2 separate regions of the Homo sapiens genome follow, and region 2 is linked to region 1. The links are chromatin loops, found by intact Hi-C in ENCODE. Cell type or tissue: GM12878. All regions are shown on one strand. Links, peaks and the distances in the headings refer to the core of each region. The heading gives the core; the rest is flanking DNA.

Region 1 (2,935 bases), core at 294-2,793:
ATAAAAAAAAATCTATTACCCATTCACTTTGATCATAATTTTGAACATACAATAAATTTCAGCCATGAGTTTTCTAATACATCCTCAGGAGATTTTTATAGACAGGTAAAATCACATGAGTTTTCCTGTTTTCTAATGTACAATATATTGGGGTAGATCTCACTTCACATTCCGCACATTGGCTACCTGTCTACCTGCTGCAATCTGAGCTCCTTAAAGACAAGAAATATGTCTTATCCACGTTGATATTGCTTTTGCCTGACATAGAATTAACAATTAATAGATGCCAAATTCTTAAATAAATGAACTAACAAATTAGGGGGAGCTAAATAAACTACATAGGCTCAGGAAAGCAATATAGGGTATATTATAATTGAGGTAAATTTTTAATTATATATATTTGCAAGGAAAAAGCATCAAATAATTTTTAAAATTGAAAAATACCAAGCATTTGTGTGCATTATGTCTATGTGACAGATGTTGCAAGTGGGCATAAGGAGGAGAGTGACAGTTGACCAACCTCAGTGGTAACAGATATTCACCAAGGTTATTTCTTGTTAAACAAGGAAATATTTGTATTACAGATAAGAGTTATGCACACAATTGGACAATTTCCTTTAGAAAAAAGAGCTACATAGATATGATTATGTAATCAAGCGTCAGAACAAAATGTTTCTAAACTGGCTAAATGCTTGTATTCCAGCATATTTTCTTTTTTCTAAATTATGATATATATTTTTATTTCTCAGTATTACCCTGAATTTATCTTACCTTAGAGACTTGTTTTACATATTCATAGGATTCTAAATATATTTATAATTCGGTATTCAAAAATATATTAAAAATAAAAATATACTAGACAGTGCATTCAACATCCTGAGAATATATGTATATAATTCATCAACTTGATAATTTAAACATACTAAAAGCCAAATATTTATTATAGACTTTATATAACACCTTTATTGACATGTAATTCACATACCATAAAATTTACCTTTTTAAGATGTACAATTTGGTGCTTTTCAGTATATTCACAACATTGCACAGCTATCACAACTATCTAATTTTAAAACATTTTACCATTTCAAAAAAAACCTTGTAAGATTAGTAATCACTCTTCATTCTCCCCTTCTCCCAGCCTCTGGCAACCACTAAACTACTTTCTATCTTTTAGATTTAATTATTCTGAGTACTTTATATAAATGAAATTGTACAATATGTGGCTTTTTATGAATGCTTTCTTTCACTTAGCATCATGATTTCAAGGTTCGTTTGTGCTCTGCTCTATGTCACTACACTTCTTTTACTAACTGAACAATATTCTATGCTATGGATATATCACCTTTTGTTTATACTTTCACCATTTGACACATTTTTGGGTTGTTTTCAATTTTTAGCTATTAAAATGATGCTGCTACATAAACCTACAGGCCAACTCACAGATATAAAACTTGCTATATATGATCTAATATGGAGGTATGTTTTCAGTTTTGTTGTTTATATGGTTAGATGAGTAATTGCTGGGTCATATGGTGGTAAATCTATATTCAACATTTTGAGGAACTGACAAGCTGTTTTTCAAAGTGGCTGCACCATTTCATACTTTCACAAGTAATATATGTGTATTCTGATTTCTCCACAAACTCATCAATACAGGTTATGTCTGTTTTTTTTTATTTTTAGTCATCCCAGTGTGTGTAAGTGATATGTTATTGTGGCTTTCATCTGAATTCTCCTAATGACTTGTCATCCAAAAGACCACCAGTATGGCAAAATAGTAGAAAGAAGAGTTTTACTGGCAATATCAGTTTGTAAACAGAGAAGAGACAGTCTCTAGCATGTACCAAAGATGTTATCTTCAAAGAGAAAAAAGCCAGGTGGGTTTTTATGCCTCACAAGATCTGAATTACGCAAAAAAGTGATACTATTTAGCGGGTTTGGGTGAAAAGCTGTACGTATTTAAAAGAGAAGTGGAGTGTTTGTGCAATGGGGAAACATGTACCTAACATATATCCCATGTTCTCCTTGGGGCAGGCTTTAGCATTAAAATGAGGTGGAATTTGGCTCTTTACATCAAAAGATGAACTATAGAACACAAAGGCAGTTTGTGTGAAGTTTCTACAAGTTGGCTGAAACTGGCTTAAGGTCTGCAGCAGCTTATCAGAAAACAGCCTGAGACCAGTCCTCTGTTCAGCGCTGTAGTGGTCTGGGTTGTAAATCAGAGTTAGGAAGGGTCTGACAATTTGCCTGATAGATCCTATTGGTTAGCAAGAGTGTGGTTTTACTTGTAGTCATAGAGACTTAGGAAGTTGCCATGCCAGCTCATCTCTGAACCCTGGTAACTTTTGTTTCCTTAACCTTAGAGTCCATATTAGTTGATAAAGGGGTATTTGTTTTGGTGTCTCAGATCACACAGACTACTGATGTTAAACATTTTGCGTTTGCCTATTGGTCATTTGTATCTGATTTAAATAAATGTCAATTCACATTATTTCACATTTTAAAATTATGTTTTAATTGTTGGATTGCATTCATTTATTTTGTATTCTGGATATAATATTCTTATCAGACATTTGATATGTTAATCCTATGTATCAATTTGGGGAGTATTTTACATCTTAACAATATTATGTCTTTCAATTCATGAACACAGGATGTCTTTCTAAGTCTTCTTTAATTTCTTTTGATGAAAGTTTATAGCTTTCAATGTACAGACTTATACATCTTTTGTTAAATTTATTCCCAAGTATTTTACTTTTTTGATGCTATTAAAAATTGTTTTCTTAATTTCCTATTCATATTGCCCATTGCAAATTTATAGAAATACAATTGGCTTTTGTATATTGAGCTTGCATCCTGCAACCTTGCTGAACTCATTTGTCAGTTCTAATAGTTGTTCAGTGGATTCCTTAAGATTTTCCATGTGCAAGAT
Region 2 (2,935 bases), core at 294-2,793, 180 kb before region 1:
TCTTGTTTCATTATTTTGAAACTCTCTCCTTTATTACAGATGGATTACTGTAAGTTCTCTCCCATGTTGGTAATTATCTCTTCAGTTCTGTGTAATACGCAGTTATATAAGGTTGGTGCACCGACCAAATACAAATATTGTATTATTTTTCTAGGACTGCAAACTGGGTATTTAGACACACAGGTAGCCTCAGGTATTTCTTGGCTTTTAGATGACTGTCTTCTCCCTGTGCTTTACATTGTTTTCCACTTATGGTTCTCTTTGTGTCCAAATCTTTCTTTTTTAAGGAATCCAGCAATATGTATCAGGGCCTATTCTAATGAGCACATTTTAACTTGACTGCCTTTGAAACGATACTGTTTTCACTAAATATCTCATTCTGAATACTGAGGAATAAGACTTCAACGTTTCTTTTTTTGGAGGATACAATGTATCTTATAACATCATTCATGGAGTTCTTAATTTTGGTTAATTTTTCTTTTTTTTTTTTTTTTTGGCCAGAGTTTCAATTCAGCTCTTTAAAAAGAAAAAAAGTGTAATTTCCTTTTTATAGTTTCCAGTTCTCAGCCAAAATTATTCATTTTTAACAGTTAATTTACTAAACATTTTAAGCATACTTGCTTTACAGTGTTAACAAAAAAAACCAAGAGATTTGTGGAGGAGTTTGTGAAAAATCTATGTATATTTTTGAGGGAAGTTAAGCACTTGTGTAACAGCTTAACGTATGTAGCATACATTCTACATTCACTTTGCAGTGGGATTTCAATATCAAAATAAGGGAGATTTTGGCTCAATATGTCATATGGTGAACTACTGGGCACAAAGGAGGTTTTTGCATATCCTCTATAAGCCAGTGGAAACTGGCTGGAGATTTGTGGCAGTTTATCATGAAAGAAAGTTTGTAAGGCTCATCCTTAGTCTATTGAAAGTTGTGGCAGGACTGCAAAGCAGGAGAAGGTATCAGAATGGTAAGGAGAAAAGCCTGCATTGGGTGGTCTTTAAGCAGGAAGCTACAAGTTTTTTAATTAGCAGGTTCCAGGTGGTCAGTCAGCCACCACCAGGTGTTCTGTCTGAGGTCAGTTGGGGAATTTTCAGCCGTAGCTGTTTTGACATGTTTTTGAGAAATCGGTTCTGCTTAATTACAGGAATAAAAACCTTGTGACAGGTAGTGACATGTATTTTCTTTGTGAGCCCAGGGATATATGACCAGCTTCTCACCCTGTCGTGGCCATTTGGTTCTGTTTTGTAGTTTCAGTATGTCTCTTTTTAGCCAGAGAGTTCATTGTGTTTGTCTGCTGAGGTGTGTTTTAACAATAGTCAGTATACTAATTTCAATACCAAGAGTCATTGTAGGTTAGTTTTCACTGACTTTCTTTTTTGATTGTTTTCATTTATATTCAATTTTTTCTTGTCTTTGGTTAACATTGTTTTGCCTAAATAATTTTGGAAACAAGGCTAACATTTTCTTTTTACTGAGGGAATTTTTATCTGATTATATAAGGTATTTGTTGGCACAAGCAATCAAGTGGGTGTATCCACGTAAATATAAACAAAAGGTAGACTATAAGAAAAAATGCATCATTATTAGATATAGAGAATACCACTAACTAATTTTAAGAGCATTAGTGAGACAAAAGATTTAACAATTTAAGACACATGAATTTCTGATAGTACATGGAATAAAAACTAATTAAACTAGAGAGAGCAATTGATAAATTTCCTTCTATTGTTGGATGTTTTACCATAACTTTTTCCATATAATGAGACCCTGTCTATATCCCCAAAACAAATAAATATAAAATAATTAAAAAAATAAAAGAGACAAAAAACCAATGGTTATAGAATATTTGGACACAATACACAGGCTTAATCTAATGCAATTATAAAATATGAATGGAGCTTATTAGAGACTACATGTTCTTCTCAAGGAAATCTAGAACATTTACAAAAATTAATCCTGCACTAGACCATTAAGCAAATCCCAACAAAGTTCAAAGAACAGTTTCATACAGATAGAGGTAATATTCAAAATATTTATCAACTGTTACACCATGGGGCTGATAAATTTCAAAAGATGACTGACCACTTAGATGAATGCTTGATTAATAATTATAAAGTAATACAGTCAGCTCTTGCATAACTGTGGCTTTCCCACCACAGATTTAACAAACCATAGATAGAAAATATTTTTTAAAAAGCAATTAAAATATATAGTATAACAATTATTTTCAAAGCATTTACATTGTATTAGATATAAGTAATCTAGAGATGATTTAAAGTATATGGGAGGATGTGTGTAAGTTATATGCAAATATGATGCCATTATGTGAGGGATTTGAGCATCCACAGATTTTGGTATCAGAGGGGGTCCTGGAACCAATTCCTCAGATACTGAGGGATGACTATACATCCTGTCATGTGATACTGGCTGAACGCCAGCCCTGAAAATAGGCTTAAGTTTTTTATTATTAAACAATTAAGATAAAAATAATAAAGAAAATTCATGTATATTTGGAAACTTACAAGCATGCTTTTAAATAACTCATGAGTCAAAGAAAAAAATGAGACTTAGAAATTACTTAGAACTGAAAGATAAAAGTTCTATATTAAAATTTGGTATGCAGAGGACATCTACTGTTGTTTATGATGGAATAGTAGGTGGTAGACACAATGATCTCTCTCCTTTTTCAAATTCTTTCTTCCCTTATTTTCTGAGAAAACGTTCTCAGGTTTCTTTTTTACTTCTGTTGCTGCTTTAGCACAGTCTTACTTTCCAGATCTTTCGCTGTATTGTCTAAATGTCGGAGTTCCCCACAGCTCAGTTCTTAAATCTCATCTCTTTTCCCTCACTATACTCTCCCCCTTGGTTATTTCATCCAGCCTCAAGGTAGTAAGTGTAATCTATGTGCTTAAGGCCACCAAATAAATACCACTA

Evidence for each region. Peaks named below come from ENCODE experiments on the same cell type or tissue, not always from the same donor. Only the 100,000 strongest peaks of a DNase experiment are listed, where the experiment ranks them.
Region 2: it touches region 1 in a loop (3-fold over the local background); 1 of 110 quality-filtered maps calls a loop at or near these places.

Annotation. Positions count from the first base shown.
Region 1 is chr4:166,480,583-166,483,517 of GRCh38, reverse strand. No RefSeq gene overlaps it. Among named protein-coding and RNA genes, the nearest start is that of TLL1, 610 kb to the right of the region's middle. In GM12878, for the core only: no CTCF peak of the experiment used is centred there; a DNase peak (open chromatin) is centred at 1,577.
Region 2 is chr4:166,660,648-166,663,582 of GRCh38, reverse strand. No RefSeq gene overlaps it. Among named protein-coding and RNA genes, the nearest start is that of SPOCK3, 570 kb to the left of the region's middle. RefSeq lists an enhancer at 1,036-1,095. In GM12878, for the core only: no CTCF peak of the experiment used is centred there; a DNase peak (open chromatin) is centred at 1,252; H3K27ac peaks cover 1,951 bases.